Regions from separate parts of the Homo sapiens genome. Here region 2 is linked to region 1. A link is a loop called in an ENCODE intact Hi-C map of the cell type or tissue named here. Cell type or tissue: mammary epithelial cell. All regions are shown on one strand. Each heading gives the region's core, and the rest is flanking DNA. Links, peaks and the distances in the headings are about the cores only.

Region 1 (5,380 bases), core at 120-5,119:
GGACAGTGGCTTCTGGATGCTGGCCCACCAGACAGTCAAGGCTCTCCACTCTCCGGCCGCTCAGAGCCCAGCTAGCCCCCAACTCGGCCTCCCTTTACCTCCCACAGGGCGTAGGAGGTACTGACTAGCAAGGAGGCTTATTTTAAATCTGCAAAAAGAAAAACTTTTCTAATGCAGATGATTACACTTACTAATTAGTCAACTTCGTTGTGCCTGGGTTACTGCAAATTTAGCTTTCCTGCAGAAACAGCACCTGTTCACTGAGGGACAGTATTAGGTAGTAGGAAACTGTGCAAGCTTGAGAGCCATTGGGGTGGGATTCAAGCCCCACATCCCCTGGGCAAGTCACTCACCTGCTCTGAGACCATTCCCTCCTTCTATAAAAGGGGACTAGAACAGTACCTGCATCATCCAGTTGTTGCTATTACAAAGACCAGCCACAATTTATTAAGTGCCTATAATGGGCCAGGTACTGAATTTCTTTTTCTTTTCCTTACATGTATTAACACTCACGACAACTGTATAGGTTTGTCTTTTTGAAGTATAACTTACAGTGAAGTGCTCAAATCTTCAGTGCACAGGTCAATGAACTTTTACATGTATTCTCTATCCTCTAATCAAATATCAATTATCATAGATCACTGTTGCCTGTTTATGAACTTCATACAAATGGGCTCATGCAATATGTGCTCTGTTGTGGCTGGTTTCTTTCATTCAACTTTGTTTTAGCAATTCTTCCACATTGTTGTGTACCAGTTATTTGTTCTTTTATATAGCTGCATAGTATTCCATGATGTGACAATCCCACAGTTTGTTTGTTTATCCATTGACCTAGGTGTCATTATCATCATCATTATCACCATCATCCTATTTTACAAATGAGGAAACTGGGATCTGAACTTCTTACTAAGTGTTTAGCTTGAAGTCACAGAGTGACCTTGAGGCCAAACAGGGACTTGAACCCAGGTCCCTGTAACTCCAAAACCAGCTCCTTACCACGGACAATAGAGCCTCCCATAGCTCTGGAATACTGGGATTGGCGGAAATGAATGCTGACCTGTGTGGTCATGAGCTCCTTCTCCCTGAGGTACATTTGGAGTCAGGGGGAAGCTACCTGCCTGGCTCCAGGTGCTGAAAAAATTGCCTTAGTTTTGGCGATTGCCCATATTTATTTTCATTGCAACCCAAGCTGATAGCACAGGTACAGTCATCACTCACAGCCCTGTACTTTGAGACCTGGGCTTTGCCAACATTTCAGAACAACTGCAAACAGCTTCAATGTGGAGGAGGCATCCTTGTCCACTGACCAGCAGCTGGCTCTTATGGGCAGCCCCTGCCCTGGCTCCTCAGAGTCTGGTTTTCTATGATGGTAACTCAGCTGTAACCATCTGGGACTCCCACAGAAAGCATTGTAGGCCAGGTTTCTCAACACCAGCCTTACCTATCAAGAGGTGAGACCCCCAGTGCTGACCTTATTCAAGAAAAGGCTGAGATTTTGCCTTGCTTTCCAACCTTCAGAATCTCTGCCTTCTGCCCAGCAGGCAAGTGGCAGGCCTTAGAAGGGCCACCTGCAAGGCAGCAAGGGGGTGACCAGGGGCCTGGCTAACCTCCCCACCTCCTCCCCCTCTGAACTCAGGTAGCCTCCAGTCAGTCCACCCAGACATGATTAAATGGTTGGCTACACACAGGGGTGGAAGACCCCGGGGGAAGAAGGGCATGGAGCCAACTCCCTGAGGCAGCCCTAGGGCACCCTTTGGTCTGTTGATCATTAACAGAAGCCACCTCATGGCAGGCAGAGAAGGGGAAAGTCCAAGGGGATGGCCTACCCCCTCCTCCCAGACTCCGTCCTCCAAATGTGCCAATGCAGGGCCTCATGGGAGGTGAGGTCATGGCACTCAACGGAGGGGGTGTGTGCAGAATCATCTAATCCAACTCGTTGCCTCCTGTGTTCATGCAGAATCTCCACAAAAGGCCAAGGGAGAGGGCAACTAACACTGATTGATTTGCAGTTACTGTGTGCCAGGGACTGCTCCAGTGTCCCAGCCTACAACACTCTAGCATAGTGATGGAGGTCGCCTGCCTGGGTTCAAATCCTGACACCGACTCCCTGTATGACAAATTAGTGAATTTCTCTGCACCCCAATTTCTCCATCTATACAAAAGGAACAGTATAGAGCTTCCTCCGTGGGGTCATTATGATCATTCAATGAGTTAACACACAGGAAATTCTTAGAGGACTACCTGGCACTTACAAAGAGCTGTCATGACTAATGGCTCGCTTGATCTCATAGTAACTCCTTGAGATACAGCTGAAAAATCCAAGGTTGAGTCATTTATCCAAAGCACAAGCTGGTAGAAGGGGAGCTGGGATTTGAACCCTGGTCCAAGGGCTCCATTCAACACCCCTTCTTCCTTCACGCCCTGGATCCTTCCCCTGCCATGACCCCTGCCTCTTCGGTAACCAGTGCTTCGTGATCCAGTTGACTGTAAAACCCATCTTCAGACTAACCCACAATCTCAGTTGGCCCTCAAAGCCCTCCTTTCATGAGTGTCACTGAACCATAGCCTTCCTCCTGAGAATGAGGCCTCCAGGCCAGGAAAGGCATTGCTCGGTGGCCAAAATAGCTCATTTCTTTGAGCTGCTCCAAGAGAAGATCTTCATCCAACAGCCAGAGAGTGGGTTGCAGGGCCAGTAGCCACAGAGGCCCCACCCATCCATGGCAGACCTGGTGCAGGCCCCTAAACCCAGCCTTCAAGACACCCTGGCCTCCAGGGTAAGGGGTGGAGAAGAAGGCTTTGTGCCCCAGGATTGGCCTGGCCTTTCCTGACCCACTTCCCTCGTGAAAGCCTTCCCTTCAACTCCCTCAGCATAGTTCCTATCCTTCCTAGCTGCAGAGGAGCTCAGAGATAGGGGTTTCTTGCCAGTTCTGGGCTCACACTTCCCTGGCCTCCCTGCCAGACTACAGCACAGGGCTGCTGCTGAGGCCCCTTCTTCTAACATCCTGGAGAAATAATGGGCCTGAAATATTCTGCTGTTCCCTTTCCCAAGGGCCATCTCCTCTAACTTTAAGGACTCAATGGGACACAACCAGGCTCTTGTGGCCACCACACATGGGCCTGGGTTACCTAAATCCCAGCCTGAGTGAGTTCCCCAGGGAGACACTTAGGTAGAGGTAAAGGGTTAAGACCCGGGGACATGGAGCTTCCCCACATGATAAGGAGTCTCCCCTGGGCTTTACAGCCAACCCCCACCCTCCAGGGCCTCCAGTAGTCAATGTCTCTATCTTGGTTAGACAAAGTCAAAGGACTGACTCAGTCAAAGGACTGTCTCCTCTAGAGGAAATTCAGGGCTGGCCAGGAGGTACGCCTGGGCCTCTAGGAACCTAACCAGCGTCACCATGAGAGGGGAAGTTAGAAAGGTGTCTGCCACATGCTCAGGTATGCCTGCAGGGAATGAGCTCAAGGTGAATGATTAAATGTCTTTTTTGCTTTTACTCCGAAAGGAAGATCACATGCCACCACCAACCACCACCACCACCACCTCCACACACACACAAAGTTCATTTCCTCCTTAAGGGACAAGAGGCCTAGGTTTACTCCAGTCCTAAGAAGGGCTGCTTTTCCCCTTCCTAAACCACCAGCCCCTGCCCTGGAACAGGTAATAGTCCCTATTTTTCTACCTCACCCCCTGACCCCCAGTAGATATCTGATGACCAGGGAAATGAGTTGAGAGTAGAGGTAGGTCTTCGAGTCTCAGGGACATCCCTGGCCTGCCCAATGTCTGCTGCAGACCTTCGGAAGAGGCCTGGTGGAATCATGGTGACTCAGCTGAACTCCCAAAACTTCCTGGGTGTAAAGGAACCAAAGGCAAGTGAGCTGCAAATAGCAATCTCTGCCTCTCCCCAAATAAATCCTCCCAAGGCTCACACTCAAGATTTGTGAAAGTTCCAACTCCTCCGGCGGGTGAAATGCCACCTCTTAAGTGGTCATCTAGCCTTGGTGGGGGTGCATCTAGCCAAGGAGACCCCACCTTTCCCAAGATGACGACATACCTAATTTTGCATAGCACCTGAGATTGTAACTAAGGTGGTGGGAACCCTTGGTGACTTGCTGTGTTGTGTTGGCCAGTGTTAACACTCACTTCCCCTTAACAGCCCTCCAAACCCAAAAGGCTATGTCAAATCCAGTCCCAGTTCCCAGTTCCTTGTGACTGAGCCCCTCACCCCGCTGGACATTCCTCTCCAAGCAGGCAGTGCTTCCTTATACCCTCCCCACACGGGTAGGTGTTGAGAGGCCAGTACTGAGGTAAATTTCTTTCTTATGGGCAAAATGAGCCCAAGGCACCCCAATAAAAGAACTCACTCAAATCCAAGCCTGCAAGTGTGCCAAGTGCTAGGTCCTCTTTTATCATTTTGGCACCCCAAACACCATCCAAAGGAATGAAGAGCACAGGCTGGACGGGGCGGACTGGAAGGCCCTGAGCCTTGGCTCCCCAGAAGAACCGCAGAGGCCACACAAGTGTCGGCAAGGCTGGGCCCGCTGCTATTCAGCCAACAACTAACACACTGCACAGTCTTTTCAGAAGTAATACAGCAGGAAGTACAGGCTCCTTTGCAGAAAACCTCCACCCCGTCCCCTCTAAGCGCAGCAAACTGCCAGCATCAAGGAAGGGAGCTATAGGCTTAGCTTATAGGGATGAGAGATGCCGCCACCCACAGCCACAGCCCTCTCTCTCCGCCTCCCCCTACCCAGGACTTGCAAGGTATACAAGGGGAGAACCTTACTGGCAAAGTCAAACCAAAACCAAGTAAAACCAGCTCCACCATCAATGTTTCTTGAAAAAACGGGGTTTATTGATTTTTAAACTGCAAATAGTCGTTACAAAAAGTTTTTTTTTCTTTTAAATAAATTCACACAAAGAAAGAGAAATAGAAAGCGACGGTAGTGACCAGCAAGAGGAATAATAATTACATTCATCTTAATGTGTGTGTGCCAGTTCTGTTTACATTAACATTGGAAAACTCCAGACCTGGAATCCAGAACCTCAAATCTGTGAGTGGAATGTCTTGAGATGGGCACGTGGAAGTCAAAGGGTTTCTCTTTTTTTTTTTTTCCCCTTTTAGAAGCTATACATAAAAAGTTGTTTTCCTTCTGTACTGTCACAGAACTTTTACATACATTCTCAGTCCTAGTTGTGAAAGGCCTAAAGAGAAAGAAACTCAATTTGCAGTCCAACACAAAGGGGGGAATTTCTAAAATAAATAATCCAACAGTTTTTTGCATTTTTTTAAATTAATTTTTCATTTTTTTAAAATAAAATAACCAAAAAAGTGTAAAGTTACAAAAAATGTCGTTGAAGAATAATATATTAAAACTGTGG
Region 2 (5,380 bases), core at 254-5,253, 410 kb before region 1:
AAAATTAACCAGGCCTGGTGGTGTGCACCTGTAGTCCCAGCTACTTGGGGGGCTGAGGTGGGAGAATGGCTTGGGCCTGGAAGGCCAAGGCTACAGTGAGCCCTGATTGTGCCACTGCACTCCAACCTAGGCCATAGTGTGAGACCCTGTCTCAAAAAATAAATAAATAAGAAGAGAAAGATATGCAAGTGGACAATGACAAAGCAGCTGAATAAATGAGTCTGAGTCTAGAGCTCAGGAGAATGGGCTGAGCTGTAGTGAGAATATGGCAGAGATTGATCCTGGGGATACATCAACATTTAGAATAGAAGAGAAACCTGCAAAGGAGACTGGCAGGGAGGAGAGGATCAGGTGGGAAGAAATCCATGAGAGTGTGCTTTTTCTGGAAGCCAAGTGAAGCTAATATTTCAAGAAGCAAGGAGTTAGGTCCAGTGCTGCTAAGAGGTCCAATAAGATGAGGACTGAGAATTGACCCTTGGATTTGGCAGATACAATCAATGGTGACCTTGACAAGAGTGATTTCAGTAGAGTGTAGGGGACATAAGCCTGCCTGGGGTAGGTTAAAGAGAAAAACAAAGAGCATGTTCAATTCTTTAAGGTTTTTCACTACAAATGGAAACAGTGAAATGGAGTGGTAGCTGGGGAAGTCAAAGGAGGTTTTTTTTTTAAGGTGGGTGTTTTTTATTTCGCATTTTGATATTGATGTACATAATGCAGCAAAAAGAGAACATGTAGTAATGCTGGAGAGGAAAGGATAGGTAACCATTGGTAAAAGACCTCAAAGGTATTAGAAGGGATTGAGATGCTCGTCCAAGTGTATGGGCTGGCCTTAGGCTGAAGCAAGACTGCTTCAAGAGATACAAAAGCAAATTCATTACCCTAAGAATGGAGTACATCACAGCAGGATTCCTGGAGAGAAACAGAAAAGAGGGTCATTAAAAACTTATGTCACCACTTTAAAGAGGGAAGAAAGTTCTGTTTGGCTCTTTTGGGGACTCCAGAAGAAAAGTAAAGGTATACTCATAAGCCCAACTTTTTAACTTTCTAGTTACCAGAACACCAAACAAGGATCTTAGAATATCAGATTTTCAATTAACCCTAGAAAACTAACAGCATTTGAGTAGAATTCAAATATATGTGAGAGAACATAATACATAAATACCATCTGGGAAGTTCTCTAATCAACATTCTCCTTCCCTAGCACTCACTGTTGGATCTGTAGTACATGCATATGTGAGTGAAGAGCTCTTTCACAAATATGAAAGAAGCATAGTATGGATGTAGGGTGATGATTTACTTAGTGTGGTAAGTGTCTCCAAGCAACACAGTAAGGGACAGAAAAAGCTGGGCCAGCCTGCCTCTGGGAGAGACATGCCAAGCTTTTCTATCTCTGTGAATCTCACAAGTAAATGAAAATAAGTGCAAGTAGTACTATAGTAATTAAATCAAACTATCTTCTTTGAGAGTGGCTTTGTATGTGTGTCCCCATTATTTGCTAATTTACTATTTCCCACTGCTTACTGATTACCCTGAGTATGTTGCATTTATTGTCCTATTTAATCCTCTAAACTCTATCATTGCCATTTTACAGATGAAAACATAGAGGCCAGAGAGGTTTAAATGGCTTGTTCAAGGCCACATATCTAGGAAGTGGGAGAGTCAAGATTCTAAGTTTAATGCCCATCAATGATAGACTGGATAAAGAAAATGTGGCACATATACACTATGGAGTACTATGCAGCCCTAAAAAAGTGAGTTTATGTCCTTTTCAGGGACATGGATGAAGCTGGAAACCATCATTCTCAGCAAACTAACGCAGGAACAGAAAACCAAACACTGCATGTTCTCAGTCATAAGTGGGATTTAATGATGAGAACACATGGACACAGGGAGGGGAACTTCATACACCGGGGCCTGTTGGTGGGTGGGGGGCAAGGGCAAGGGGAGCATTAGGACAAATACCTAATTCATGCAGGGCTTAAAACCTAGATGATGGGTTGATGGGTGCAGCAAACCACCATGGCACAAGTATACCTATGTAAGAAACCTGCACATTCTACACGTGTATCCCATAACTTAAAGTATAATAAATAAGAATTTTTAAAAAAGATTTTAAGTTCAGTCTTTGTTTCCAAAGCCAGAGATCTTTCCACTATACCACACTGCCTCTTATGTAGTCAGTGATAATAATAGCTTGGTCATTTGCATTTGTGAAGCACCTTTTATTTGAAGAGCTGAAACTCTGTAAGCCTTATCTTTGTAATCTGGAGAGAGGAAGAAAAGAACCGACATTTATTGGGCACCTTATATTTGTGTGTGATGTAATTTTAAGCACTTTCATACCAGACATGTTAATTATCTTCATTTTAAAGATGAGGAAATGAAACTCAACAAAGAAATTAAGTAAATTGCCCAATATCACACAACTCCCATATAGTCAATCCTGGCACTTTCCCTCAGCAGATTCTAAGCACCGTTGGAGCAGAGAGCAAGTCTGTTTTTAATCATTCTGATTTTCCTAGTGCCTAGGACAGGGTCTCACTCTGGCACATAATAGGTGCTCAGAAAAAAAATGATTGAATGAATAATGAGCAAATGTGCTGTAAGCTGAACTGGAATGCATTGAGTCTTGTGTTGTACTTCCTGGTATCTTCCAGTGGATGTCAACATGATATAATGAGAAGATTCTGAGAAGGAATCAGTGAAGGCATGCATGTTCCTGACTGTGAAACTTTTGCTCTTCTCAGAGCTATACAACCTAGGTGATAGACTTCCTTTTCTTTCATTGGGAAAACTGAGGCAAAGTTTCCTTGGCAAAGATTTTGCAAGTCAGTGGACAATTTGTGGCACAACTGAAATCTTGAGATTCTCACCTTTATAGCCCTAACCACTTAACAACCCTGTGGTCCTGGTGGGGTTATAGCTTTCCATAAATCTGGTACTTAATCATTTAAAGAGATGGCAATTTATCTTAAATACACGCCTCATTATAGATGTGTCACACTTAGCACAGATGGTCTCAGAAGTTTTTCCTGGCTTCCCATACCCTAACAGTATCTAGTATGTTAATGTCAATATTAGCTTTACTGTTTTAGGTAACTTTGGTATGCTTCTCATTAGCTGAAACCGTAAAGAGCTCAGTTTTACCTGCGCTGAGGGATCACTAAATTCCTATTGGCATCTGAATGCACAGTCCCATGTCGAAAGTGAGGTCATGTTTCTCCTGGATTATGCCCGTATCTGATGAGCCTCGGCTGGCGTGAATCCGAGACAATGAAATAATCACACCCATTAGCTCACCAGGGCCCTATTAAGATGTGGCCTGGCTTTCCATCCATTTCTCCTGCTTGGAAAAACTGACACAGTCATGGTTTGTAAAGGTTAGTGCAGATGGAACTGCTTCAACAACCAAAACTTAGCGTTACCCTATTTAAACTTGGGAAGGGTCTGCTGCTTAATCTTAAGAAATAGCACTTCAGGAGCCAGGGTGTGAGGATGTCCTTTAATCTCTTTGTATGTGATGGTAAAGCTGAATTTTCCTAACACCCTCCTTCCCCGCTCTCAGCTTCAGTGGCTGGGGTGGGTGAGGTGGGGGAGCTCTGGAGTTGTGGTTTCCATACTTTCTACTTTTTATTCTATTTTTCTTTAGAGATCCCAGGTTTTGAAGGCTTGAGTCTAGTAAACAAACTGTAATGGTTAAATCACGATTTTATTTTCTCGTTGACACCTAGTGTGTGTTATATGCAGCGTCCTCTGCCTCATGTCATTCTCCAATATGCTTTCTCAGGGCTACTTTCCCAGACCCTATGCCTTCTTATGGGTTGTAGCTAACAGTTACACTTCCAGAGTATGCCGTCCCTCACCCACAGAGCTCTTCTCACAACTGTAACTAACTGATTATTTGTGTAACTGTTTGCATGTTTAGGCTGTAAGGATGCAGACCATGTCTGTCTTGCTCACAGCTGTTTCTCTAGTGCCTAAGTCTTTGCTTGATACATAGTGGGCACTTGGTAAACATTTGTTGAATGCATTAATGAATCAGCTTATTTAATTCTAGTGAAAAATATAAAGAAATATCCCCCTTATATTGGCTTGGGGAGCCTTATTCTGGATATATTTGATAGGATTTTTGAAATGTTGTCAACAACTTGAATGAAAATCACCAAGTTTAAAATGAAGGTTCACTCTGGGCAGGAGAGAAGATGATGCTATTGGAGAAGGATTACACAAGAGGCTTCTGGAATATTGATAATATTCTATTTATTAAGCTGGAGGACTCCTAGGGACCCAGGGGCCTCAGACTTACTCCTGAACTGGAGGGACATGCCAAATAAGCCACCTGCTATTTATTTCACGCACACCCAAGGCAAAGCTGTTGGGGCCACTTAAGGATTTTGTAAAATGTGAGGGTGTTATTAAAGTAGGCTTATTATTTTACAGCTCTTATGATTGTTCACCTAACTACCTTGAACAATACTGCAAGTATTTTTCTCTGCTCACATATTTGGAGACATGCAGAGCCACTTCAAACAAACCATCCTGACTTCCCATTTGTATCTACGACCTCATGAACCCATCTCAACCCCCCAAACCACACACTGAAACTAAGCCAAATTAAAAACAAAAAACAACCCACCACCCAGCAGTATTTAGTTGAGCACCTACTGTTTGCTTTGTATTATAAGCTGTAATTACAACAGCTTGAGTCTTGTCCTCAGCTTCCTGAAATCTCCCAGTGGATGGCATCATGGAAGAATGAGAAAGTTATCCAAGAATGAATGGTCTGATGTCAAGGAAGCTTTTCAGCCTTTCCTAATGGTCTGATGCCCTCTGTGTGGGTTACAATCTTTGGAAGTATAAGATTTCTTGTAAAAGTCACAGCACCTGCCAACATAGTTGGGCAGGGACCCAAGTGGGGTGACTTGTACCGCATTCCTCCCTGGTATTCAGAGACCACATAGTACCAGAAGCTTGCTAGGCCCAGCTCCTGGGGACTGTCAGAGGAACAGGCCCAGGCAGTCTTCTCCTCAGATTGCAATCAAAAGTTGCTTGATAAATCAGTAAGATTGAAAATATTCTTGGCAGTTTACATAGGCAATGGTAAGAACATGTTTTTTTGTAGTTACAATGAGTACATTATACAAGGGCCGGAAGTGACCAAAATCATTGATTGGCTAATTAGACATAACTGAAGGGTCATAATGCTTCAGTCGTTATGTGGGAATATTCATAAAGCACTTGAGTTCAGCTCCAATAAAGAGGAGAAATGTACCCAGGGAAATTGCAGAGTAAAAGTCTGGGAATGTAGATAGTATAGGATGTTACAGGTCTGAAATGGAAGGGTTTACTATATTATTGAGTTTTGCAAACAGATTCTTGG

Evidence for each region. Peaks named below come from ENCODE experiments on the same cell type or tissue, not always from the same donor. Only the 100,000 strongest peaks of a DNase experiment are listed, where the experiment ranks them.
Region 2: it touches region 1 in a loop (6-fold over the local background); 30 of 110 quality-filtered maps call a loop at or near these places.

What each region holds. Positions count from the first base shown.
Region 1 is chr14:68,782,831-68,788,210 of GRCh38, forward strand. It overlaps ZFP36L1 (ZFP36 ring finger protein like 1), which reads right to left. Exons shown (of 2, transcript NM_004926.4): 2 at 4,832-5,380. Among named protein-coding and RNA genes, the nearest start is that of ZFP36L1, 7.5 kb to the right of the region's middle. RefSeq lists enhancers at 1,695-1,839, 1,984-2,043, 3,702-3,996, 4,286-4,465, a cis regulatory region at 1,761-1,774 and silencers at 3,286-3,355, 3,376-3,425. In mammary epithelial cell, for the core only: no CTCF peak of the experiment used is centred there; DNase peaks (open chromatin) are centred at 2,281, 2,941, 3,461 and 3,681; H3K27ac peaks cover 3,521 bases.
Region 2 is chr14:68,371,698-68,377,077 of GRCh38, forward strand. All of the region lies in intron 8 of RAD51B (RAD51 paralog B), which reads left to right. Among named protein-coding and RNA genes, the nearest start is that of RAD51B-AS1, 310 kb to the right of the region's middle. RefSeq lists enhancers at 486-1,341, 4,343-5,380. In mammary epithelial cell, for the core only: a CTCF peak has its summit at 2,640; no DNase peak of the experiment used is centred there; H3K27ac peaks cover 496 bases.